Linked DNA regions of Homo sapiens: all the other regions are linked to region 5. Evidence: chromatin loops called from intact Hi-C (ENCODE). Cell type or tissue: CD4-positive, alpha-beta T cell. All regions are shown on one strand. Region 1 has its middle 28 kb from the start of BCL11A. Region 2 has its middle 240 kb from the start of MIR4432. Region 3 has its middle 7.0 kb from the start of BCL11A. Region 4 has its middle 450 kb from the start of MIR4432. Region 5 overlaps LOC105374754 (a long non-coding RNA gene).

Region 1 (5,000 bases), 1.3 Mb before region 5:
ACATGGAAGGATGCATCCGCCCTGTTTCTACAGAAAACAGGAAAACCAGCTAACCCACTTCATGCCTCGTGCAAGTCTGAGATGCATTTCTACTCCCTTCCCCACTGCTAGGGAAATGCTGGTCATGTTCTTGCTGCCCGGCCAGGCCCCTCCTGTTCATGCCTCAGAGGTTCATCAGAGATCTAGGATAGGGACTGGGGTTAGGTCTTGCATTTTTGGAAGTTATTGTTTATAAATTGGTCCTCAAGGGTCCAATGGCAAAAAAAAAAATGTATATTTATATATAGATTTTGACTCAATAAGCTCTCTCTCCCCTGCTCTCCTGCTCCCCAAATCAGATGCTTTGCTCCAAGCAGGCAGGTGAACCAGGATTCTCGAATGCTTACTGCACAGACCCAGCCACTTACACGTGTGCATGTTCACACACACATATGCATGCTGTCACACACACATGCACACACATGTGAATACACACATTCCCTTCTTAGGCCAAAGCCATGCTTTCCCAGCCGAGTTAAATTTTCTCCTCTTGGGGGAGGCTTTCCCAGCCGTTTGCTCTCCCTGCTCTTAGGACTCTAGCTTTTTCCATTTGGCATGCAGATCACGTCTTCTTTATGATCAGGAGAGACTCTTTAAGCACCTAAGGCAGCCCTGCTGCCCACACTCCTTCCAGCCCAACCTCAGGAGTGCTGAGCTTTCTGTCTCAACATTTTTCCATGACTCTGCAGAGCACTTCCAGGGAAATAAAAAGTTTAGGGTTCAGTTTAATACAGTGCCAGGTATTCTACCAGGCACTGATGGAGGCACTGGGGGGAGGTCACAAAAAGGATGATGGTGCTGTCCCTGCCTGGAGGAGCTCCACTGGCCCAGTGCATTTACCTTGGCTCCTTGGCCAGATTTAAATGCTCTGGGAGGCCATCCACAACAAGGCCCAACTCTGTGGCTATGCCACAGAATCAAGGCTCTGGTAATTGGAAGTAGCTTAAATGTAATCAATTCTAACTTGGTACATGGCTCTAGGTTAAATTTGTTGGAGTACTTTGGACTTCGGTTAGAGGATGGGGTGGAGTGTTTAGGAGAGAAGATTGGGTTGGAAGGACACAGAGTGTCATTTCTGAGAGCTTCAACTCTACCCATGGCTTCTAAAATAAGCCAGAGGGTAAATGCTACTTTTCTGCTATCTTTCTGGGGTGAGCATTTTCAGAGACAAACATAGTTAGAGGAATTTACTCTATGGTAAGAAGAGTTTGGCCAACTGAATCAGGACAACGAAGACATTTTCTGTCCTCACCAAGACTGCAAAACCTCACCTGCTGAACTGGGTCATTCAAGCTAAAAACAAAAAACAAAACAAAACAAAAAACCCTTCCTGACCAAGCATCCTTTGAAACATGGTTTAATTCCGTTTCTGTGACTTGTAGATTGTTCATGTACTCAGGGTCCCCAGAAGGCAAGGACTTGGCATTTACTTACCTTTGGCTTCAGCAACATTTGCACATGGTACATATCATAGACTTTTTTTTTTTTTTTGAGATGGAGTCTCACTCTGTTGCCCAGGCTGGAGTGCAGTGGTGCAATCTCAGCTCGCTGCAACCTCTATCTCCCGGGTTCAAGAGATTTTAGTCTCAACCTCCCGAGTAGCTGGGATTAAAGGCATGTGCCACCACGCCAGCTAATTTTTGTATTTGTAGTAGAGACGGGGTTTCGCCATGTTTGCCAGGCTGATCTCCAACTCCTGGCCTCAAGTGATACTCCTGCCTCGGCCTCCCAAAGTGCTGGGATTACAGGCGTGAGCCACGGCGCCTGACCGACACATTTTATTAAATATATCTTTAGGTTGTTAAATGCTTTGGTTTTGAGTAGGTAATATGTGCACATGGTACGAAAGTCAAGGAAGTCATGAGCCACCCTCCTAGGTCACCAGGGCAGGTACGGTAACCACTTTCCTTTGTGACGTTCCAGATATATTCCACGCATATGCAAGCAACTACATCACTAAATATTCTTGATCATGGTATTTTTATTCATTGTACATAGACAAGTCTGTCCACCTCCTTCTACTTTTTCTGCTGGCGACGGCTCAGTTGCATTTACTGGAAGTGGTTCTGTGTTCACACAGCACTTAGTATACAAAAGAGAACGCACCACAACAGTACAAGCAGTCGTGGCCACGATGACACCAGCGTCCCCGTGGAGCTTGGAGCCACGCTTGGTGGTTCGCGCCTCCGCGCCTCCGGGGGCGCAGTGTCCAGCTCAGGCCGCACGATGGCGCCCGCTTCCTGCGGACCCGGCCCACGGCGGCGGCACAGACAAAGACGGGCATCGGGCCTCCCCCGCGGGGCGGTGGAGGCGGCGGGCGCCCCGGGTGGCCGAGGCCGCCCCTGCGCGCCGAACCAGGCAGCTGCCGCCCGAGTCTTTGTCCTACGCTGCTCGCCCTTGTGCTAAAGGACAAGCAAAGAGGACGAGGGGAGCTGGCGGCTCCGGCCAGGCATCCACCCGACTCCCGTCCCAGCTCTCACACCCCAAAGCCCGGCCCCGCGCGAGCTGGGGTGGCTGCAAGCGCCTGCGTGGGGACGACCCCAAAGGCCTGCCCAGGAAGCTTTCCTCCACCTCCACACCTCTGTAAAGAATTTTCCCGGAATTCCGCACTGTGGAGGTTTTGCAGCACTGCCCTGACTTCCCATTTGAAAGGCTACAGGGCCTGGGTGTCCCGGGTGCAGAGGAGACATGCATTTAGGTTGACTGCAAACTCGTGAGCATCTGGGCCTGGCTGTTCCAAGCGCAGCTCTGCAGGGGTCCAGGAAAACTTCTCTCCTCTCGTGTTCTGGCACCCTCTAGTCCCGCAGTCCAGTAGAGTTTACTGGGATGATGCCAATGTTCTGTCTCCACTGGCCAATATGGTGGCCACTAGCCACACGTGGCCATGGATCGCTTGAGGTGTGGCTGAAGAACTGAATTTTAAACTGTATTTAATTTTAATAAACTTGAATTTAGGTAGTCGCATGTGACTAGTGGGTTTTGTAGTGGGCCCTGCAGTCTTAAGGGCTCAAGTCGATCTGAGCACTAGAATATGTAGTTATGTTGTTGACAGTAAAATTTTATAAAGATTCACATACAGCATGGATCATGTGCCTGTTACACCCGAAAAGATCCTGGAAGTGGCTGGGGGGCTGGGAAAGAAAAAGTGGTGCCAGCTGAGTTTATTTTGTCTGTTTAGGGAGATGGTTAGGGGGTGCCCTGCGTGTGGAGTAACGTAGCATGAGAATGAAGGTGAAGATGAAATAGGTCCTTACAATGCCTTGCTAGTCCTGCGAATGGGACTGCCTAATCTTTGATCTATTGTTACAGAAAGTTTGGGGCTAATCACTGTCATCTATTAAGTGGCTAAGTATATACATCCCACACATTGGGTTCTTGGGACAAGATCATCCTACCAGAAATAATTTTGAAGGAACCTGGGATCTTCTGCGGTCTTGTGTGCTCAGAAGGAGGCGTGGAGGAGTGCCGGTATCTGCGGGAGCTTGACCGTCCAGCCTGAGGTTCTGTCACTGCTGTTTTCTCTGGGCATGTGATAAATATGAAACAATGGCAGTATCATTGTGTGTTAGGGTGGTGTTTATCTGTGGGATGCAAGACAGTCCTGGGTAGAGACACTGGGGAATTAGAAGTGTTTTTTCATGAGTTGGAATGTCTTGGTGGCAAGCCAACTTCTCACTCATCATCAGAGCAAAAGTTGAACATAAAATTCACAAGTTACCTGCAGCAGCAATCATCAGGGTTCTGGTACCTCAAGAATGCCTCGTCACCTGTCTCCTCCAAGAATGTAAACCAATCAACGACTTCCATTTATTTTTATTGAAAATAAACATGTATACCTTCTTATAGGTTCCTTGGTCTAGTGTATTGAATCTTTCCAATAAGCAATGCAATTATGTGACTGTTTTCTAAAATCTGAGGTGGATGCCACCTTTTAGCATCCACCTTTTGATCTTCCAGGTAACATTTGTGTGTGTGTGTGTGTGTGTGTGTGTGTGTGTGTGTGTGTGGATAGAGGTACATGGTGGGCAAGGGGCAAAGACAGATCAAGAAATATTACATTCTCCTTGAAGATTCAATATGCCCTTTTACCTATTCTAAAGCATCCAGAAATAGACCTGTAAGTGCTGACATCTTATTGCCCTACAGCTGAGGTGTCCTGGCAAGGCTCCTTGCCCATAGTAGGCATTCAATAAATTTTTGGTGAATTTTATGTAAGAAGGGAAAATGGGCCAGGATTCCATATCCAAGCTATCGTTGTGGGCTGTCCATCCATCTCTTTTTGTTTTTGTTTCTTTTCCCCTGGAGATGTTGCCGACCACAAATAAAGAACAAGGGGGAAAATAGTTAAGCACACCTAGAGCTGCGTCCAAACAAAAGAGGAAAGAGACTAAACAAACCCAAGGTTTTCTATTTCTCCCTGAGCCAAGTAATCCCTTTGATTACATCTAATACCTGCCAAAACCCAGATGGTGTGCCCACCCATCTCCCGTGTGATAATGCCACATTGTGAAATCTACCTATTAATATTAATTGTCAGTTAGAGAATCTGTCTGAACTACTAAAGCTTGAGATTGCCTTGAGAAAGCAGGCCCTGCTTTAGCAGGGATTTTAAGATAATTCTCATTCTTTCATTCTGTATCTCACATATGTAGAATGTTAAACAATAGCCTGAGAATGCTTTTCTAATTTCGGTACATGCCTGCCTCTTGCAATCCAGGTCTTAAACCACTGTTCATTTGGGGTCTACACCTGCTGACCAAAATATTACCTTAAACTGCTGTGGGCTTGCCAGCGACATGTAAGCACACACTGTTCACCATATAGAGAGAATTTTAACTCCCTGGGAGCTGTTTGAATTGAATGTGCCCTAGCATGTGATGCTCAACTATTTCCTTTTTATTTTTCTCCCTCTCAGTAATTGACTTGGTAATCCTTGAAAAGTATTACCAAATCTCAGTTTT
Region 2 (5,000 bases), 850 kb before region 5:
ATTTACTTAAAAACCTTAAACCAAAATCATTTAACAGATTGGTTCCTGTTTTATGTAAAATTTACCCATGAAAGATTAAAACTAGAAAGAACCATTGATACCACTTATTCCAATCTTCTCCCCATTTTACAGCTGTAAAAACTAAGGCTCAGAGTAGTGAATGAATTCACCTAAGTTCACAAAGCTCATAACTGGTAGCAGTGGAGCTGGTGAAATTGCTGCAGCCTTTGTTGGCCTTCCCACTCATATCACCACAGCCTCTGTAATGAGGGCACGGAGTGAGTAGATTTCAAAATCTCTTCAACTCTAAGGGATGATGTTTCTCTGTAACTCCTCATGAACTCTCTGATGTTGCAATTTATTTTTGTCCCCACTTACGAGAATGGAAACTCTGTGATGGTTAGGTCTGTATCTGTCTTGTTCTCTACTATATTCTTCTCATTTATTGAAGAAATAGTGCATGTTTAAAAAAAACAGATGTTGAATGAATGAGCTGAGCTGAGGTTCAGAATCTTTGCCGACTTGACATTGTAGGTAGCTGTTGCCAATTAATTGCCACTAGCTTTCTAAAAACCTGTGGTGGACATATTCCAAGGCTTCCCCCCATAATCCTCACCTCTTACTTTTCACACCTTTGAGTAATCCTCTCCCCTTGAGAGTGGAAATGATCTGGAATTTGCTTCTACTAACAGAATACAGCAAAGGTGTGTAATTGCGTGTCCATGATTTCATTACGTAAGATTGTGATAGCTGTCTTTCATCATTCTCTTTTGGTGACTTTGAAGAAATAAGCTGCCATGTTGAGAGTTGCCTGTGGAGAGGTTCACTTGCCAAGGAACCTATCTGGATGACAAACAGATGAGGACTCAGTTCCATAGTGTTCAGTCTAAGGAACTTAGTGCTGTTAACAACTGTTTGAACTTGGAAGTGAATCCTTCTCCAGTTGAGCCTCAGATGAGACCCCAGCCCTGACAGTCCCTTGATGGCAGCCTTATAGAGGATCCAGCTAAGGTAAACCATGCTTGTCCTGATTCACAGAAACTGTGAGATGGTAAACGTATGTTATTTTAAGCTGCGGTTGTAATTTGTAATCTAATAACATGTAAGTAATATATAATCTATTTACTATCCCTTATCTAGATGCATTTTTTTTTCGTTTGAACATTCACAAAATAGCAATCTAAACCAGGTTTGGAGTACTCTAAATTTAACATCATAATTTAGGAGAAATAAAGCTGTTTTGAAGGTGAAAAAGGTTTAGTTTCAGTGTGTGTTCTGTTGACTCCATAAGGCTATTGTGTTTAGCTCTTTTTAATCTACTGATGCTTATTCATGGAGGTTAGAGTTCTCTTCTCTTTACTTCTGCTCAGCATTCAAACTAATGCTCTTTACTTTTGCCAGCATTCAAACTAATTCAGAAGAGAGCCTGGGCATGGAGTCAGAGTGGGAGCATTCTCAGATATGCTCCCTATCTTTGTTTATATCCAAAAATGGCTCTCAACATTTTGACTGGCAATTTGGCTACTTAAATTCCATATTACAAATCAAGCAGTAGGTGAGCAACAAAAGTGCCACTCATTAAACAGTCCTCTTTATTTAAAATGGTTTGTTTTTGTCGACTATGTGTGTTAGTAAGGGTTGACAAAGCCTTTAAAAAAAATAAAGGCAGTCAAATGATTTTTTGAGTCTAAATGATCTTACTGATTTTTATCACTAAATTTTATGGGTTTGACAGTTTCTTTGTGCAGTGAAATTGTGCTTTTCATTTCAAAGCCAAATAGAAATAAAATAGATTATGTGTAATTTTGCATCGTCCTTGTCCTATCCCACTATTTTCATGAGTAATTGATGATATCATTATATTTTACTTTACAAAATCATTTGTTGTTTAATAAAATTGGCTTTATGTCGAATCTAATTTTTCCAGCTGATTCTATAAAAAGTTACTTGGATATTCCTAAAAGTTACCAAGTAATGAGTTGAAAATATTATATGAAAACAATGCTAATTTGGTAGCCAGGTCTGTGGGTTCCTCAAGATATATTGAGTATACTTTTGCAATTACTGTAGAACGACAAGATTCTTGGCAACACTTTTCTATCATTGCCTCCTTTATCTCTACCTGTTCTAGATGAAGGAATACGTTTTACTCTGGAGAATGTCCTCACTTCTTAGGCTTCTTTTGCCAGGCATATTTCCAATGCCTAAGAGAGCTGGCCTGCAATACCTAATTCTACCATTAGGTGTTGCTCTTTAACATATGATATGGAGCACCATGGATTATTTTTCCCCCAAAGTAATTTGAGGGCACAGAAGCCTCAATGGTTTTTAAATTTTGTATATTGGTCTTTTGATAAGTTTGCACTGAAGAAATATTTGCTCTCTAGACAAATTAGAAGCCATAGCGCTAGCCTGAAAATTTCCCAAGTTTGTTAATTGAGTTTTTGTAAAGAAATTAGTGAGCCATTCTAGCAATGCTAAAAGACTTCACTTTTACAGAATAACGTTTTCTTTTTTTAAAAAAAGGTATTTTCAAAAAGAAAATATATTAAATATACTAAAAATGAAAAACTTGGCAAGTATCTTTGAAATAATTTTTTTATTGTTGAAATTTTCAGTCTCATTTTTCTGATTAATCTAGAAATTATCTGGACATTTTGATTTCACTAGTAACTGCGTAAGTTTTCCAGACACAATTAATTTTTTGAATTTTTTGGGAGAAGTAAAAATATTATGTATTTTCCAAAACCGAATAGTAGAAAGAGCTATAGAGAAGAAAGAACTTTTACTAAAAGGGTGGCATTTCTAATCTTTGTACTTCTATATCAGACTAGGGATTAACAGTTTTGGCGGCTGCAGCAGCACTTTTTTTTTTTTTGGTCACCTACACAATAGATCAGAGGCAATGATTCAATGCTGAAATGGTCTCATGTTCCATGAAAACTTGAAGAAGGATGTCAGAGTGGCTCAGACACAATGTTTTGTGACAGTAAGCAGCCAACAGCTCTTGGCAGAAGCTGTGAGACTTACAGGTTAACTCTGGGTGTTCCATTAAGGCTACTAGCCCATCTATGTCAGTTTCTGGAAAGCTACTTGGGCAGAGGAAGACAAGAGTTAAACCTGGGGTGTAGGAGAGAGGTATAATAAAAATAAAATCCACAGAGCTCACCATATTTCAGCATATGGATTCTTATGTTCAGGGATAAAGTTATCTTGAGAGGAGGGTTTTTTTTTTGCCCTTTATTCTTTACTTTTTCTTTCTTTATAGAAAATATTTGCTGATTTCAGAAAATTGTTTCCTGTGAATGAAACTCTTCACTTTGGGGTTGATATGTTGTGACTTATGAAAATTTGAAATACCTGTTATGGATCAGCTCTCACTTAGCAAGGGCTGTATTTGTCAGGTGATGATTGAAGTTGTAAATCAGTATTCTTGAATCTGGAATTTCCTATAGTGAAGCAAATCGCTGCAAACATCAGCTTTAAGAATATAATAAAATGAAACAAGCAGTAATAATAATAAAAAAAAACCCTTGACAGGCAAATTTGGTGTTACACGTTGTGCATTTCTTTTCAGTCTCTCAAACTTTCTGAACACTATAATTTGTTTGTGCTGCTGCATCACCATCATCAACGATATAGGACTTTATTAGCTCTTCTCTCTTAGGGATGTCTTTTTTTTTTCTTTAAGAGAAAAGAATGCATAAAAGTTCTTCCACTTGAATCTGTGTGTAATCACTCTTCCTAGCCAAAGTCATATATCACTTTAGTTTGAGAAAGGAGATATGAAAGGGAGAACATAAATAAAGGGAGGAATGGTGAAAGGGAGGGAAGAAGAGAAAAAGGAGGAGGAAAAGGAGGAAGAGAAAAGAACTCAGGAACAAACTTTCTTTTGAAAAAGTAAAACATCAAGGTAATATTATTATGTCAATGAGGCTGAGATAATTTTCAAACTTCCATGGCTACCTACCCTTCCAAGTTTATAAACTCTATCAGAAATATTAGGTTGATGCAAAAGTAACTGTGGTTTTTGCTATTACGTTCAATGGCAAAACCAGCAATGACTTTTTCACCAACCTAGATAGCTCACATTTAGAGCATAATGTTAGTAAACAACAATGTCATTCCTTAATTGTCTGTGGGGAAGACTTTGTCTTTGCCTGGGAAGATGGCTGGATGGTCATATTTTTAACACAAATGTCTTTAAACATTCGAAGCGAATTAAGATGACATCAGATGACAGGTGATAGAAAAGTGGCTTTAACAGTCTGTTTGGCTGGAGTAATGAGTTATTAATGGCCTAAGCTGATCATTTAGTCACAGGTCTAAAGTCCTTGCCTACTTTTACTCTCTAGAGGTTGAGATCAGCTCATCCAACAGTTGTCCAGGGGATAGAGGAAAGGTAAAATGTTGAAGGTAAAATTTCCCACCAACGGGTGGTGGGAAAGCTTACATTGACTGTTTTTCTGTATTAACAACCATTTTGTCTATAAATCTAAAGACAGACTCATCAACTTTTCAAAAAGAAAATGTGGTGCCATGCCATTTGGTCACAGCATAGGAAGCCAAATCGAGGTTCTTTTCTCACCTGGTACCCTCTCCCAGTCCTGAATCCCCAAGTGTTCTTTCTCTTTGTTTACTAATACTTTGTCATCTCAGTATTCACTCTTTGGTTATCTTTCCTAGTCTCTGTCTTTTCTCCTGAATTGTAGACGAGGGGAACGAAAGGCACAGGTAGATAAGAGCGGCGGGGTCCATGGGTTCCCACGCCACCACGTTTAGAAGTTCCTGAAAGTCAGACTGTGCTGGGAAGGCAGGGAGGTGATCCCGGCCTCACTATGAAAGTACCTGAACCCACTGTGTGGAACCATCAGCCAGGGGGCTGCCTTGTGCCCAGAAAAGGGCCTGAAATGTGCTCACTGGCTTTCCTTGAAGGCTGTGAAACAGAAGAAGCAAGAAATGAATTAGCAGGAGAATTTGAGAGTTGAGATGAAGGAAGA
Region 3 (5,000 bases), 1.3 Mb before region 5:
AGGACATTTTGTCTATGGTAGATAGGATTTTGAAGTTCCTGGGAATCTAAGTGGTTTACTTTGTAAGTCTTTGTTCATGTACCAGACATTTTCCTAAGGTTCTACTCTGTGCTGAGGGAGAGAAAGATGAAAATGACAGAGACTGTGCCCTATAAGCTCTAACAACTTAGGACTTGGGTGATGTGGTGGCTTTTATGACATATATACAAAGATATTATACACACATATATACACAGATATTATATGGAATATACACAGAGAGACATGTAATTGTTTCCCCCTGATGGAAGTGGGTGTGGAGTTTATAATATGTAGGTTAAATAGCAGTGCAAATGGCCCATGTTTCTTAACTATTTAAAAAATGAAATAAAATAATATAATTTTCAATTATTGAGTACTTATTAGTGAGCAACGCAAATACCCATGTCTTTTTCACTGGCAGCAGCAACTGAAAATATATTTGTGGAATTCATTCCTTGATTCAGGAAATGTATTAAGTGCCTACTATGTGTTAGGGAACCAAAACAAAAAATTGGCTGGACGCAGTGGCTCACGCCTATAATCCCAGCACTTTGGGAGACTGAGGTGGGTGGATCACGTGAGGTCAGGAGTTCGAGGCCAGCCTGGCCAACATAGTGAAACCCCCTCTCTACTAAAAAAATACAAAAATTAGCCTGGCATAGTGGTGGGCACCTGTAATCCCAGCTACTCAGGAGGTTGAGGGAGGGAGAATTGCTTGAACCTGGAGGCAGAAGTTGCAGTGAGCCAAGATTGTGCCACTGCATTCCAGAGGTGAAAGAGCGAGACTCCGACTCAAAAAAAAAAAAAAGGCACATTCACAAATACATGCTAGGAATAGTCCATAATATTGCCTACAAAACAAGTGGTAGCACAGAAAGCTCATTTCTCAAAAGTAACTAGTTAAGCCATTTGAAAACATTATAAAAACTGTGATAGAGATAGATGATCACAGATATCTATGACCAGACCTCATTATTTACCATTCTCATTTATGGGAAATCAAGTTTTTCTCCAGAAAGTACAAATCTGGTGTCAGAGTGACCAGAGCTGTGTTGCCTCACATAGATCCTCGCTATAGGTTTAGAACCGCTCAAATTAGTAATATGAAGCTAGGGCTATACAAAATAGGATAATAGTGTGCATTTGTATGGCTTTGGCATGTGTGACTGGTGAACTTTATGTGACATGCTTGTGCCTGTGTATGTGTGTCTTACCGCCTTAAAAAACAAAACAAAACAAAACCAATCATCCAAAAGCAGGGACCACATCTTATGTTTGCACAGTGCAGTGCTCCATAAAGAAGGAAAGAATAACAATTCTTAGGACCAGATTCTTCATTTTATAGGAATCTGGAGGTTCAGATAACTGAACTTGTGCAAGGATTTTTTTTTTTTAAGAGAAAGAGAAAACAGGCAAATTGTGTGCAACTGGGAATGGGAGAATAGAGAGATTTGTTTATTCTCTACTAAGCTGCCAAAGAAAGATGACAGAGGGATAGGTATTTTCTCCTAGAAAAGTTCCCTTTGCTGAATTTGACAAGAAAAAACCAAAAAAGACTATTGACTATCACACACAAAAAAAGTCTTAATTTCTAGAGAAGGGACCAGAATAGTCTGGGCTGTGCAGTGCTCTCTGGGAATGACTGGCATTCAGCTGGAGTGGTTATGGGGTTAGGCAATTATGGGGTTTATGAGACACTGGTAGAGAAGGAACTTGAGCCTGGTGACATGTTTTGATGACTGCTTCCCTTTTGTCACTCATTGAATTCCAGAGGAGACCAACTAAAGCTATTGTGAAGTGAGAACGATCAAAGCCTGTGGTCCTCAGTGGCCTAATTTGGTGGTCTGATCCCAGTCAGAGGGAATAGAGGAAAGGAACTGCTCTTCTGAAAGTGAAAAGATTTCTGAATGCAGATGTGGTTGCTGCATAGCTCTTGGTGGGCCTTTCTGTGTGAAGTCAGTGACCTTAGGGTCTGCCAACAACATCCAGCCAAGGTCACATTTTGGTGGAGGTGCCATGAGCTGCATGCATTTAAAAACTTCACTTTAACTTGTCCGCCACCTGATGTTTATGGAGTGGCTTTTCTAAAGCAACAAGATTTGGAGAAACAAAGTGTTAGAGCTTCTAACCTTACCCCATCTTTCATCCTATTTCTACTGCCCTCTGGTGGACATGTTAATTAGAGAAACTGCCACTCCCCACCCCATCAGCACTACCTTCTCCATCACCATCACCACCAGTATCATCATCACCACCACCGCCACCTCTATCGCCACCATCATCATCATTACCACCACCATCCTTGTTTTCCTCATGCATATACTCAGCATCGGCCACATCATCACCCATAAACATTAGTTTCATATTATGGTGGTGGTATACCAGGTTAATAGTACATATTTCAAAACTCTGGTCCACCGGATTATACAAAGTAAATTCTTCATCAATCTGTCAACAGTCAAAGTCAAGCAGAGAAATACATGGTGTTTGTGTACAGTCCTTGGGTAACTCAGGATGACTGCACCATGCTATTGCCTTCCAAACAAACCAAGTGATGCCAGGAAAGCTGTACCTTTTATGAAATAAGATGTGAATACTAACTCTTATTTTTACCACACAGTTGGTAGACAGGATTAAGATGATCTGAGGTGCTTTATTTTTCCTTTCTGGTAAGTTCATACTTTTTCATCAGAAGGTAGCACAGAATGCATACCTCTGTGTATATGTATGAGGTCGCAACATTCCTTGGCATATAGTCTTGATTTTTAAGTTGTTTCTTTCTGTGTGTGCGCCTATATATATGTAGGAACACACACACCCACACATACATACTCCAGGATAAAATAATAAAAACTTATAAAATCGCAAAGAGTACTTGTCCAAATAAAGGACTAACTGCCTATAAAATTTCCTTTCAGGCAGTGAAGTCATAGCTGGAAGTTGGCAATAAGACCATCTGAAACTACTAAAAACATTCTGAAATGTTCTGGAGGAGAGAGAGGGAGAGAGAGAGAAACAGAAGAGATAGAGAGAGAGAGAAACAGGAGAGAGAGAGAGAGAGAGAGAAAGAGGAGAGAGAGAGATCCAAAAGCTTCCTCAGCTGAGTTATTCTGCCTTTTATAAAACAAGTTCACATCTGGACTGATAACTTGAATTCTACCCAGTGCCATTTAAATAGCCCAAGTTATAAACCTCTTAAACTTGGGGTTTATAATAGAAACACTGACAGACCCTTAACTATAGTGCCTCTATAGTAATGAAAGCACAACTATTTCATTATAGCAGTGTCTGGCAGGGCTGCTATAATTAAGAGTCTGTCAGCGTTTCCATTATAAACCCAAATTTTAAGAGGTTTTTAACTCACATTGTTTTAAATCACATTGGGCTGAAGCTGGCTGTACAAAATGTCAGACCAGATGTGTGTGTGTGTGTGTGTGTGTTGCTTTTTTTTTTATTTACGAGAGAGAGGGAAAGAGAGAGGCATATAGGTGAAGGTTGTTTTTAAGATTGGGTTTGAAAAACACGTATTAAAAAATTATTCCCTTGCTAAAGGTAAAAGATGCATGGGGTAGGGAAGCATAGAGAATCAAGTTTGAAATACCTTTTATTTTTGGTTGTTTTGATTGTATTTTTTTTCCTTTAAAAGTAGTCTCATTTGAGAAAGCAGTTTTGTACGTATCCAAAAGCAATGTTAAAAAAAAAAAGAAATCATTTGATACCAGCTTATTGATACTGGCTTATTTGGAAGATATTTGATAATGTATGCTGCTGGAGACGATGGAAATATCTTGTATTGTTACTTGTTCAGCTGCTCTGATATTCGAGATAATCTTTTCTGAGCTCACCATCCTTGGTGGGAATCACTTTTATGTTTAAACACACTCTTGGAATAGGGTTGCCTGATCAAAGCCTTATTAGTTTTGGGGGAAAATGAATAGAATTTGGATGGTTATGTTGGTTTCATGTATGTGGTGATAGGATTTATTAGTTTATTATTTATCAAATTATTATTTATCAGATAACTTTATTAATTTATTATTTATCAAAGACCATTTATTGGACATCTACTGTGTGCTGATTATTGCATTAGGAACTCTCTAGTGCAGTACATTCATTGGACTGGCAGCATTGCCCAGCACCTCTGTGTCTTTGATGTCAATATTAGGAAGCTAAACTGAGCATTTCATTCAGTAGCGTTCTAACTAGAACTCTTTGTCTCTTCCAAGGGGCCCCTTACTTATGTGGTAAGACTACTGCTCCCTCTTCCCCATACATTATTGACTTAGCACACAGCAGCCTCATCTAGAGGAAAGTATAGACTTAGAGCAGGTTCAGCTCGCTCCTTCCTTCCTCCCTCCCTCCCTTCCTCCCTCCTTTCTTTCTTTCTTCCTTCCTTCCTTCCTTCCTCCCTCCCTCCCTCCCTCCCTCCTTCCTTCCTTTCTTCCTTCTTTCCTTTTCCTTTTTCTTTGGATAGGTTCATTCAGGTGTTTGAAGCGCTGACTGCTAGCTAGCTAAAGGCCCAGGGAGCCTGGAGAGAAAGATGCCAGACTAATGGTTCTCCCAGGAGCCTCCTTGAGAGATGTCTGTGCCTTTGTAGAAGGTATAGATACTGTCCTCCAGGGACCTCCCAACCTGTGGGTCACACTGGGAGTAGAGGAGGAAAAAGAAGCTCATCCTCTTCCACAAGCAACTCCCTAACATTTTTATTATTATTTTTTTGAGACAGGCTGTTGCCCGGGCTGGAGTGCAGTGATGTGATCTTGGCTCACTGCAACCTCTGTCCCCCAGGTTCAAGCGATTCTTGTGCCTCAGCCTCCCAAGTAGGTGGGACTACAAGCATGCGCCACCATGCTCAGCAATTTTTTGTATTTTTAGTAGAGATGGGGTTTCACATTGTTGGCCAGGCTGGTCTTGAACTCCTGACCTCAAGTGATCCTCCCACCTCGGCTTCCCAAAGTGCTGGGATTACAGGTGTGAGC
Region 4 (5,000 bases), 630 kb before region 5:
GCCAAAAGGAAAGGGAAACTCAGAGAAGTTTCTTGAGATGGCCAAGGTCACACAGCAAGTGAGTAGCCACAAGTCCTCATTTGTGGGTCCAACATTGTTTTCTTTGAAGATCACATGTTGCTCTTCTCTTTTTGGTGGACGCCAGAGTCTTCCGGGGGACAGTGACTTCAAGTGACTTAGAGACAATCAGATCCAGGACACCCAGGGATGTCAGTAGTGGGGACCCTGAGACTGGCTACAACCCTGCAAACTCTTTCTGCTCTCTGGTCAGAAGGGGTAGCTGTTAGGTCAGACATAATTTGACTCCCTGCCATAGGAGATGAGTTCTCCTAGAAAGGAAAGAAAGTTTATTTTGGTAATATTTTCTCCTCTGCATCAATCTTCCTAAATTTCTACTATTTTTTTCCTTGTACCAGGACTAGCTGTTTACCTAATTATTCTGCCAATGAAAGTGGTTAAGGGTTGGACAGAGGAGGCAGAAATAGATTGCTCTAGAAGGAAAGAGAAATGTTGTATTTTCCCAGAGAGACGCAGATTTATTTCAGTTTTAGTATCTCTTATTCAAATTCATCAGAAGTAATTAATGAAAGCTAGAAGAAGGCACGCACACACACAGAGACACACACACACACTCCTTCCTAGGATTTTTTCATTCTTACTTGAGTTATGTTGAGCTGTTTGGTCTATTGGTTCAGTACCCCAAGCCTAGTGCAGTATTGTCATCCCTTGCTTTACAACACAGTCATTATATCCCTAAACCACATTGTGATACACAGTGCCTTCTGTTTACGACTCCCGAAACTCCCACTCCATATATCACCTGCCATAAAACCCATCAAACTGCTGCTACTAAAATGGTGCACAGTGGTCTAAGCAGGAGCCAGGCAAATTGTGTGCTACCCTACTGTGGTTAATGAGAGTGAAAATGTGGTTAGGATCTTATTCAGGCGATGTTCATTTGCAGGGCCATTGTAGTGAGATGGCAAAGAAAGATTCTTTTGTTAAGTTGAGTGACAATATATTTTCTATTGTATGGAGTGGCTCAGTGCAGAGTTTGCCAAGTTATTTGTCAATTGTAAATAAGTCAAACTGTGACCTTGAGTGACTAGATTTTCATTACTTAGGGGTCTTGAAAGCTAATTAATATACTGAGGTTGTTATATCGAGTATCAGAAACCTGTTGCCAGATTTTAAAGTACAGTAGTGCAATTCGACTCTAAAAAAGACAAACAAAAGTTAAAATAAAATGTCCCTTTTCTGTATAATAGGTACAATTTATTGTATCTTCAGCCTAGGGATTTTTTTAAAAATGGAGATGGAGGAGAGGAGAAAGGGCATTGTACCTTTTGAATTTTTTGTGTTCTCCTGAAACTTGCACATATGCAGAAAATTCATAGCAATATCTGTAACCATCAATGAGTCACTGAAAGATTTGTGAGGATCTTCATTCAAAAATAATAAGAGCAATTAAACATGGCTTTGTTCTTTAAATAAGATTAATTCTAAGAATTCTCACTCCTCCTCATACCCTCTCCTCATTTCCAACTCAAGAGCCAAGACATTTTTATCCCAGAGACAGGATTTCTTAAAATGATGCAGTAAATACAGGTATCTTACTCAAGGAAAAATAACATAAACTTCTCACTTGTTAATCCATAACTTATCTATTGTCTTACAGCTCTTTCCTTCCCCTTGAAATAACTGAATGTACAGCATGGTAGACATTTACTGCAAATGATATTAGAAAAAATTTTTTTTCCACCAGCCTTGGTCCACTCATGGAACCTTTAAAGAAAAAGGAACATGGTGTATATACAGCATGTCTGATCTCATTAACTCATTAATTCATCACTGAGAGCCGAGCATACCCAGAGCTCCCCCTAGGCAATGTCATGGAAGCAGAGCTTGTCCCTGGCATGCTCTTGCCTCTCTATATTGATCTTCTCCATTGCTTCCCCAACCAGTTGTGGTCCTGGAGCTGCCCCTGCAGTAGCATTATCATTGCCAAAGCTAGCTTGGGCACCCCACAGAACCCTAGGTTCTCTGCTTATATGTTATTCATTCGATACACACAGAAATGCTATGAGGTGGTTTCTAGAGTATTTCCCACTTTACAGATGAAAAGAAAAGAGATAATCCCATAGAGATTAAGTAATTTTCCCAAGGTCAGTTAGGTAGGAAGAGGCAGGACCTATTGTTCCCTCTGCGCTTTCTCTTCTTCCTGATCACCTTCTCTGGGGGTTCTCTCTGCCTCGTCCTCTTTCCAAAAATGAAGCTCTTCCTGAGAATTTCATGCTATGGCCACATCAGAGAAATCACTGGGAAAGAGGCACTATAGCCACTTCATAAGTACTGCATGCTGGCCCTGTGTGCAATGAACAGATTCCTTAGAGGTTCCTCTGTCTATGTTCATATTTCGGCAGCCCTAATCATGGAAGGAAGGAGAGCCAGTATTACCAGAAAGGACTAAATAGAGACTGAAATAAATGTCCCACCTACAAAGCTTTTGTGGGTGATACTGGTACATTCTATGTGTTTTCAGGAGGCTTTATTCATCAACCCCAGTACTGCAGCATCGTAAAGCTGAGGCAAACAAATCATTCAGGTATACACAAAAGGGTAAAAAGGGGAAATATGATTCTCTGTGGAATGACCACAGGCGATGGGGCAGAGTTTTCAGATTGGACGCCTCTGTGATCTGCTTGATTTCTTTACGGAAAATCTGATTTCAATTGAGTCATATAGCTTTAAAAAAAATTCCAACTCCAAACAGTGCCACATAAAGGAAATTAAACTATAAAAAGTGCATTAAGGTAAGGGTAGGGATCTAAGTTACTGGCCCAGAAACAAGTCAAAATCAAAGTTGAGAACAGAACCCATAAGTTGCTCTTGTTGGAGATTACAGATGCCACCAGTATTTACAATTGCTTGATATAAAACAGTCTACCTTGCAATGGATGCTGACATCATTAGCATGGCACTTATGACTTAGGGCTTTCCAAGTACTTTATAAGCATCCCTTCCTTTTTCAGTTCTTTTGGAAAATCAGAAAAATAGAAAGTACCGTGATTCGTGCCACGAGGATAGGAACACTCCAATTGGAAAGGGATTCTAACCATGAAGCTTAGTGATGATTTGGATGTTTGCAAGGGGTATTGTTGGCTCTCGAAAGGCTTGGATATATTCTCTCCTTGACTCAGCTGTCCCATACTTTGTAATTTATATTTCTGGCATTAGAGATATGCATTAAGATAGGCAGTTGGGTAAAGATGACTATTAATATTCTAGCCTTGGTGGTGCCACTAATGAGCTATATGACCTTGGGCAAGCCACTTATCGTCTTTCACATGCCTGCTGTCCAAGGATATTTTGAAGATCAAGCAAAAAAATGATGTGAACAAACTCAGTAAAGTACAGAGCACAAAACCATTGCATTAGCATTGTATAGGTGAAAAAGAAAAACAAACAGACATAATTTAAAAAGTTGGGCTGAGAATGGGCCAGTGTTTTGCACGCATGTAAATGTAATATCAAATTTAATACAAGTACAGTTGTACCCTTCCTAATTATTTCTTACACCTGGATGTGGCCCATGGGAAAATTCTCTCAGAGGCCATGCATTTAGGGTCTTGTATATTTTCAGGTTTCCTTATTAAGTAGAAACCAGAAGCCTCTTTATGTCTCCATGGGGACACCTCCAGAGCTTGTATCAGCAAAAAAGAAACCATAACCTGAGGTGTTGGGGTGAGGACAGAAAGCATGAAGGGGCTCCACCCCAGAGAAATGGGAGCCCATTCCATCTGGCTGGTCTGGTGTGCTGCTGTGGTCTTCTCCTGGACATGGAATGTTCATTATGTTTAAAAGGAGCTTTGCCTTTTAAAGGAAAAAAGAGTTTAGAGGGGTGTGTGTGTGTGTGTGTGTGCATATGTGTGTGCAGGCATGCATGTATATGCGTGCATGCTGTGTTTATATATACGCTCTTGATCAAAAAGTTTTGAGTCTTTCCATTAGAAGTAGGAAAAAGTACCTGAAAGGGAGGAGAAGGAAGAATGGAATGTCTTTTCCAGCTAAAAAAAATTGTTAGCCTAGAGATGTTAATTGAACATCTGAAGACAAAGATAATTGTACAATATGTTATCTGTTATGTCTTCTTTTTAAAAAGGTTGGACATGGCTATGCTTTTTATTCTCAATTGCTAATTTTTTTCAGACTCACCACATCATTCATTTTTATGGTTAACTCACCACGATTTTGTCCAGTTTTGAGCTGGGTTTTTTCGGGTTCGGGAAAAGCCTGAGCTATGGTAAGTGACCTGGAGAAACTTATGAACTGGTCAAAGGGGAGATATTTGTTTTAAAAAGAGAGCACAGAGGATTTGCAATTAAGTGCTACATCAAGTGGCAAAGACAGCCCACCTTCGGGGGTTCAGAGAAAGGAGAATTCCAGTTTTCTAGGTACTCGACGTTGAGGATTAGGGTAGGGAGGCCTCCTGGAAGTGCCGGAAAGGTGTGGGCAGAATTTGGAGAGACTCACCTCTCTAAACACCTGGGTTCTGAGAGCCTGAGACCAGCAGAGGGAGTATGAGGTAATAAACAGCTTTGGTTTGAGAAGTTGACTGTGATCTTTGGAGCTCAGGGAAAACAAGGCAGTGAACAAGAGTGTATCATCCACTACTCTTATCTTCCCTTACTTATCCCTGATACCTTTCAAAAGTCCACTACGTCTCACTCCTGTGCCTCATTTACAAAATTTGTTTCATGATTAAATGCAGAAACAAACTTTAAACCAAACTAACCAAAAGAGCCCACAAGCAAACAAATAAAAACTAGATAAGGAAAACACAGTAAGATTAAATTCTTAATTATTCTTTCAAACAACTTCAGTCCTTTGGACTCCCAGTTATTTGGATAATCAGGTAATATAAGGAGCTCACAGAATACTATATCTCAGAGACCTGTCGATTCAATATTTTCTCTGCCTTGGGAAATGGGCTGTTTAAC
Region 5 (5,000 bases):
GTATCTTATGCAGACAGAAATATATCCTTTGAATAAATAAGAACAGAAACCAGAGTATGCAGTGTCATAGAAGACAAAAGAGAAAGGAAACTTCAAGAGGAAGAGAGTCCTCAACAGGCTAACTGTGGCACATTAGTCGCATAGGGTATTGGCTATTAAAAGACCCCTTGAACTTGGAAGTAAAATTTGAAAAAGTCTTTGATTGAGGGGCAATGGATAAAAAATAGCTTATGTGGTGTGGATGGGGATGTTGGCCAAGAGCAGACTTATTTGGGGTTTCTGGCAGGAAAAAAAGGAAAAGGAATTTACAACAGTAGCTTTGATGGAAAATTATTATCTTTATAATATAAATTTCTAGGTTTATCTCTAGGAAGAGGGAAGGTCTAAGGATCCTGAGAGGTATAGGAAGATGTGAAATCATTTATTGAGTACCTACTATATATCCCTCACTCGTTTCAGCACTAGAGACGCAGCAGCAAGAAAAAAAAAAGGTAAAGATCTTTGCCTCTCATAGTTTACATTAGAGTAGGAAGAGACAGAAAATGAAATAAGTAAAACATAAAATTTGTTAGATGCTGATATGTGTTATGGAAGAGAAATATTCTCAATATTCAGCCTTATGAGGAGGAGAAATACCACTTTCTCCAAGAAATATGGTAAAAATGTCAGATGATACTAGAGAGATGCTCTAAAATGGAGGGAGGGGAGAGGACAATTGAGCCATTTTGTAGAGAATGTGGCCTTTTACTCTGCTTTTGCCTAACACTTGTCTTAGCATATGTTTTTCAACACTGTACTGGGCTCCTACCTCTTTCACTATATTTATGCAGGAATTGACACATGTTGGAGGATTAATCGTTGATGTACAATCTTGGTCCCTTTATTATGGACGGCAATAAAATTCACAGTAACCAAGGCAGTACATTTTTCAATTACACATTATATTGTTTCATTAGCTGTCATACGTCACCTGCACCTACCTATCAACTAGCACTTTTTACTTCATTATGTGCCCGCAGTCATCTTTTAGTGACAATCACTGTATCCTGAATTGTCATAACAAGCCCTAATCTCAAGCAGCAATCCATGTTTCAGCTGCATTTTAGAACACATTTATGTATATGATTTCAGCAAATGTAGTTGAGTGCAATAGAATTGATTCCATGTCCTCCCTTCCTCCCCACCCCATATTTGTATATGGTATATATCTTCCCATTATTGTTTCCAGAGTAACATCACACTTTTCACTGCGAGTTGGCTCTACATTTGTGGACTTAACGTAATGGCCCATAGTGTTTAAATAGGTTGCCCAAAGTCACTGAATATATCAAGGTCTTGGTCATGGTGTTTCTAGATTGGTTCTCTAGAGTAGTTAGCAATTTTAGAGACAGTAAGGCAGGCCTGGAAAGGGTCTGTGAAAAAGTTCCTTAGAAAAGGGGATGATCTTTAAAAAAAGCAATCCATTCAGCCTGGACTAAATTCTGCCTCATGTGTCAGAGCCTATCATTTTCCTTCTTTTTCCTTTGGAGTTCTATTTGTGCAAGACCGTAGTGTCATTTCCAAGCTTTAATCAAAGATATACAAATACTCACAACTGCATTAATACCATGTCTATTTGATGATGCAATCTGTCTCTCCATCTGAATTCTTGCATGTGACGTGTGAACACTCCCAGTCCCAAATTTGCTACCACTTTGCTATAGATGCCTGAAATCGAGAACCCCATAGCATCCCTGTCTTGAGACCTTGTCAGAGTTTCACTCTCAACTAGAGATGTAGTTTTCCATTCCACTTCAAGTAAACTCAAGCCTTAGTCCCCTTTGCTTCCAGCTCTTCCTTAGCCAGGTCTGGAAACCCTGCTGAACTTCCTTCTGACTGCCTGGTGTTTTCTTAAAACAGACTTTCCCCACTCCTCCTTGGCCTGAAATATTCCAAAACAACATTCTGGGAATTCCCAATTAGAGATTCTTCCTCACTTCTTATATAACCAGTGAAGCTACCAATGCCATTCAGGATGTGGCCAATTTTATATCCTCTCATTCCTTTCGATTTTTCCGGTTAAGCTAATTTAATCCCTTCCCCACCAACAATCCCTTTTCCCAAATCCATATTCATAGTCTTCTTAGTAGGAGGTAAAGGGCATTAAATCCTAAAGGTTTCTGCTAATTTTCCCCATTCCTCTTTTGCTAACAGGGGAAGGCTTGTGTTTCCGCTGGGTTTGCTAGCAATGGGATTTTTTTTTCTCTATTCCTTAACACGGTTCTATAATTAATGCATGTTTCTTTGATTCTACATTTATATTTAACACATTTTAAAAGGTACAAAATGCGTTTTAAAGACGCTTCCCGATCCCTTGTGATTATTGGAGCACAGAGGAGCCATGTAAGGATCATGAGAGGAACTCAAGAAGGAGGGGTGGGCTACTGCCAGACTTCCCAGAGCAGAAGCCATGTGAAGGGGAAGTTCACTGACTTGGAAACTCTTGCACCACCTGCTGGTAATTTAGGAAAGCAATTATATGCCAGACGGGGACTGACGTACTCACTGTGGTATTTGGGAGCAACCACACTCTTTGCGTATCATTTTATCATCAGAGTCTGGAGGGCTGACAGATGCGGAGCTTGTGCTGAAACTTATGGAAAACTTAGTTTTGGCATCTCACACTCCTGGAAAACTGGCTAGCTTAAAAAAGAACGCTTTCTCCTCTTTTCCTCAATCCACTCCAACTCAACCTCAGCCTTGTGAGAGCTAAGTTTTCGAACGCCTCTCTATTCGTTCTACTCCGGTGTTGCTTCCTTGGCAAGTTCCTGAGTGGGCTCTTTCTCTCCAACTCTTGGAGCTCATTTTCTAAGAATAATGTCTACTTTGTTGTCCATTGACAGTGCCCTGGGGCATTCACATGCAAAGAGACTTAGAGACCAGGATAATTTCTGTGGCCTACAAATCATGAAAGGGGATGCTCTGGGGAGAGAAAGGAAAGAGTGCAAACTGAAATGGCTTTTCTCCTTGCATCAAAAATGCCTTGAGCTGCATCCCTTAACACCTTAATGGACACCCAACAGTCACTGCACTGATAAGGAAGCTACTAGAAGCTACTTAGCACAGAGTTATCACTCAATATGACTGACCATCATTCAGTAACTCTGAAATGTAAAGGATCCAGGTAATTTCTGTGGCCAATAGTTCTCAGCCCTCCCAATACATAGAAAGCACCTGGGCGCTTGGCTTATTAAATTGGTAGATTCCTGGGCACTGTCCCAGGGATCCATTTTATACCTCACATTTGGGCTCTGGAATCTGCACTTCTAAGAAAGCCTCTGAATTGTTCTGATACAGACGATGCTTAGACCACACTTTAAGGAACACCGCAGAAGTGTTTCTTATTCGCAGAATAAAAGGTTTCATTTCCAAAAACTGTTTCGCCAATTAGATCTTCTGTTCATTTATCCCACCTTCTTTACTATTGCTGCTTTGGAAGAAAATCAGATTATTGTTGGAAAATTAGAAAACACAGGTGAATAAAAATGAAAAATCAAACTCACATCCAGAGAAATAACTCATGCTAAACTGTTAATTTTTTGTGTATATTCTTAAAAAATGTATACATACACATAATATAAAATATTTGTGTATATGTCTATACTTTATAGGTTGTTTAGTTCACTTAATAAATCATAAATGTCTTTGCATACTGGCAAATCCATAATATCTTCATCATCACTTTTAATGGTTATTCCATTAAACAGATGTATGGTTATTCAGCCAGTGCCCTAACATCGAATATTTAGATTTTCTCCCAATAGTTCTATCTTATAAACCAAACCTGTGATGAGCATTTCTGTACATATGCCTACTTGTTCAGTCATTTCCTAAGGACAAATTCCTAGTAGCAGAATTATCAAGTCAAAGGATAATAGATTTTAAGGCTTTGATAAATTGCCAAATGTCCCCAAGAAATGTTTCCTGATTTACTCTCTCAGCGGCACTCAATAAAAATGAGGAAACACCCCTTCCCAATCTGGATATTATAATTTAAAAAAAAACTATTCCCATATGCTTTGATAGAAAAATTGTTTCTATTGTTTTAATGCGCAGTTATTTGACTCATAGAATGAATCTATTCTTTCTTACTATATGTTTGCCACCTAAGATTCTTATGTTACGAGCTGCTTTTTCATATGCTTTGTCCACTATATTTTTGAAACATTTGTCATTTTCTTAGTTAGTAGGAAGAACTCTTTACACTAACACTTAACAGTTTGTTAACTATATTTTATGTGAACACTTTGTTCACTGCATATGTGCAAATATATTACATATATTAACACTGTATTGGCTACATATTTGCAAATATTCCCAGACATTTTAAATACTTGTTGATAGTATTTTTAACTGGTTTGCTTTTATTGTTGTACAAGTATGATTAACTTTTATAAGGCAAAAATGTATCATTATGTTTTTAGAATTTCTGTCTTCAATGTCATATGTGACAAGACCTCTCCTCCTTCAAAATTATATAAATATTCACTCAAACTTTCTTCCAGTATTTTGTAGTTTATTTTTACACTTAGATCTTAGATTCATCTGAAATTTTTGTATGTGGAAGAATAACTTCATTTTTCATATTGTCAGCCTGTTGTCCTAATGGTTATCTCATTTTCTGTGAGAGAAAAGTTCTAAACAGCTATCTCAGTTACATACATATGCATGGTCTGGGAGAAATGAAACGAAGCAAAACATCTCCTTAGGAGGGTGCTCCCTGACATTAGCTCTGTGGAAAACTTCCTGTTGTAGTGGATTTTTGGGACTTCCTAATATATATCACTTCTGGAGGAAGCCATCCGCCTCCCCTTCCCTTTCCTTCTCACGATCTACAGATCTGTAGGTTTCCAAAGGCTGTTGCATCTCAGATAAATTGACAAGTAAAAGGAGAAGATAATGTAAGGAATTCACTATGATTAAATATTAATATTTTATTTGTATACTCCGGTTCCCTTCCA

The links. Hi-C counts contacts between places; a loop is a spot of excess contacts. Peaks named below come from ENCODE experiments on the same cell type or tissue, not always from the same donor. Only the 100,000 strongest peaks of a DNase experiment are listed, where the experiment ranks them.
Region 1: it touches region 5 in a loop (25-fold over the local background); 29 of 110 quality-filtered maps call a loop at or near these places.
Region 2: a loop joins it to region 5, with 8 times the contacts of the local background. A loop is called at or near these places in 13 of 110 quality-filtered maps.
Region 3: a loop joins it to region 5, with 7 times the contacts of the local background. A loop is called at or near these places in 56 of 110 quality-filtered maps.
Region 4: a loop joins it to region 5, with 4 times the contacts of the local background. A loop is called at or near these places in 3 of 110 quality-filtered maps.

The regions. Positions count from the first base shown.
Region 1 is chr2:60,579,247-60,584,246 of GRCh38, reverse strand. No RefSeq gene overlaps it. Among named protein-coding and RNA genes, the nearest start is that of BCL11A, 28 kb to the right of the region's middle. RefSeq lists silencers at 2,138-2,287, 2,266-2,555. In CD4-positive, alpha-beta T cell, CTCF peaks have their summits at 2,021 and 2,249 (motif pointing right); a DNase peak (open chromatin) is centred at 2,286; H3K27me3 peaks cover 1,627 bases.
Region 2 is chr2:60,149,658-60,154,657 of GRCh38, reverse strand. No RefSeq gene overlaps it. Among named protein-coding and RNA genes, the nearest start is that of MIR4432, 240 kb to the left of the region's middle. In CD4-positive, alpha-beta T cell, CTCF peaks have their summits at 2,050 and 2,249; no DNase peak of the experiment used is centred here.
Region 3 is chr2:60,558,154-60,563,153 of GRCh38, reverse strand. No RefSeq gene overlaps it. Among named protein-coding and RNA genes, the nearest start is that of BCL11A, 7.0 kb to the right of the region's middle. In CD4-positive, alpha-beta T cell, CTCF peaks have their summits at 1,964 and 2,169 (motif pointing left); DNase peaks (open chromatin) are centred at 1,703 and 2,203; H3K27me3 peaks cover 791 bases.
Region 4 is chr2:59,932,095-59,937,094 of GRCh38, reverse strand. No RefSeq gene overlaps it. Among named protein-coding and RNA genes, the nearest start is that of MIR4432, 450 kb to the left of the region's middle. In CD4-positive, alpha-beta T cell, no CTCF peak of the experiment used is centred here; no DNase peak of the experiment used is centred here.
Region 5 is chr2:59,299,504-59,304,503 of GRCh38, reverse strand. All of the region lies in intron 2 of LOC105374754 (a long non-coding RNA gene), which reads left to right. Among named protein-coding and RNA genes, the nearest start is that of LINC01793, 84 kb to the right of the region's middle. In CD4-positive, alpha-beta T cell, no CTCF peak of the experiment used is centred here; a DNase peak (open chromatin) is centred at 2,493.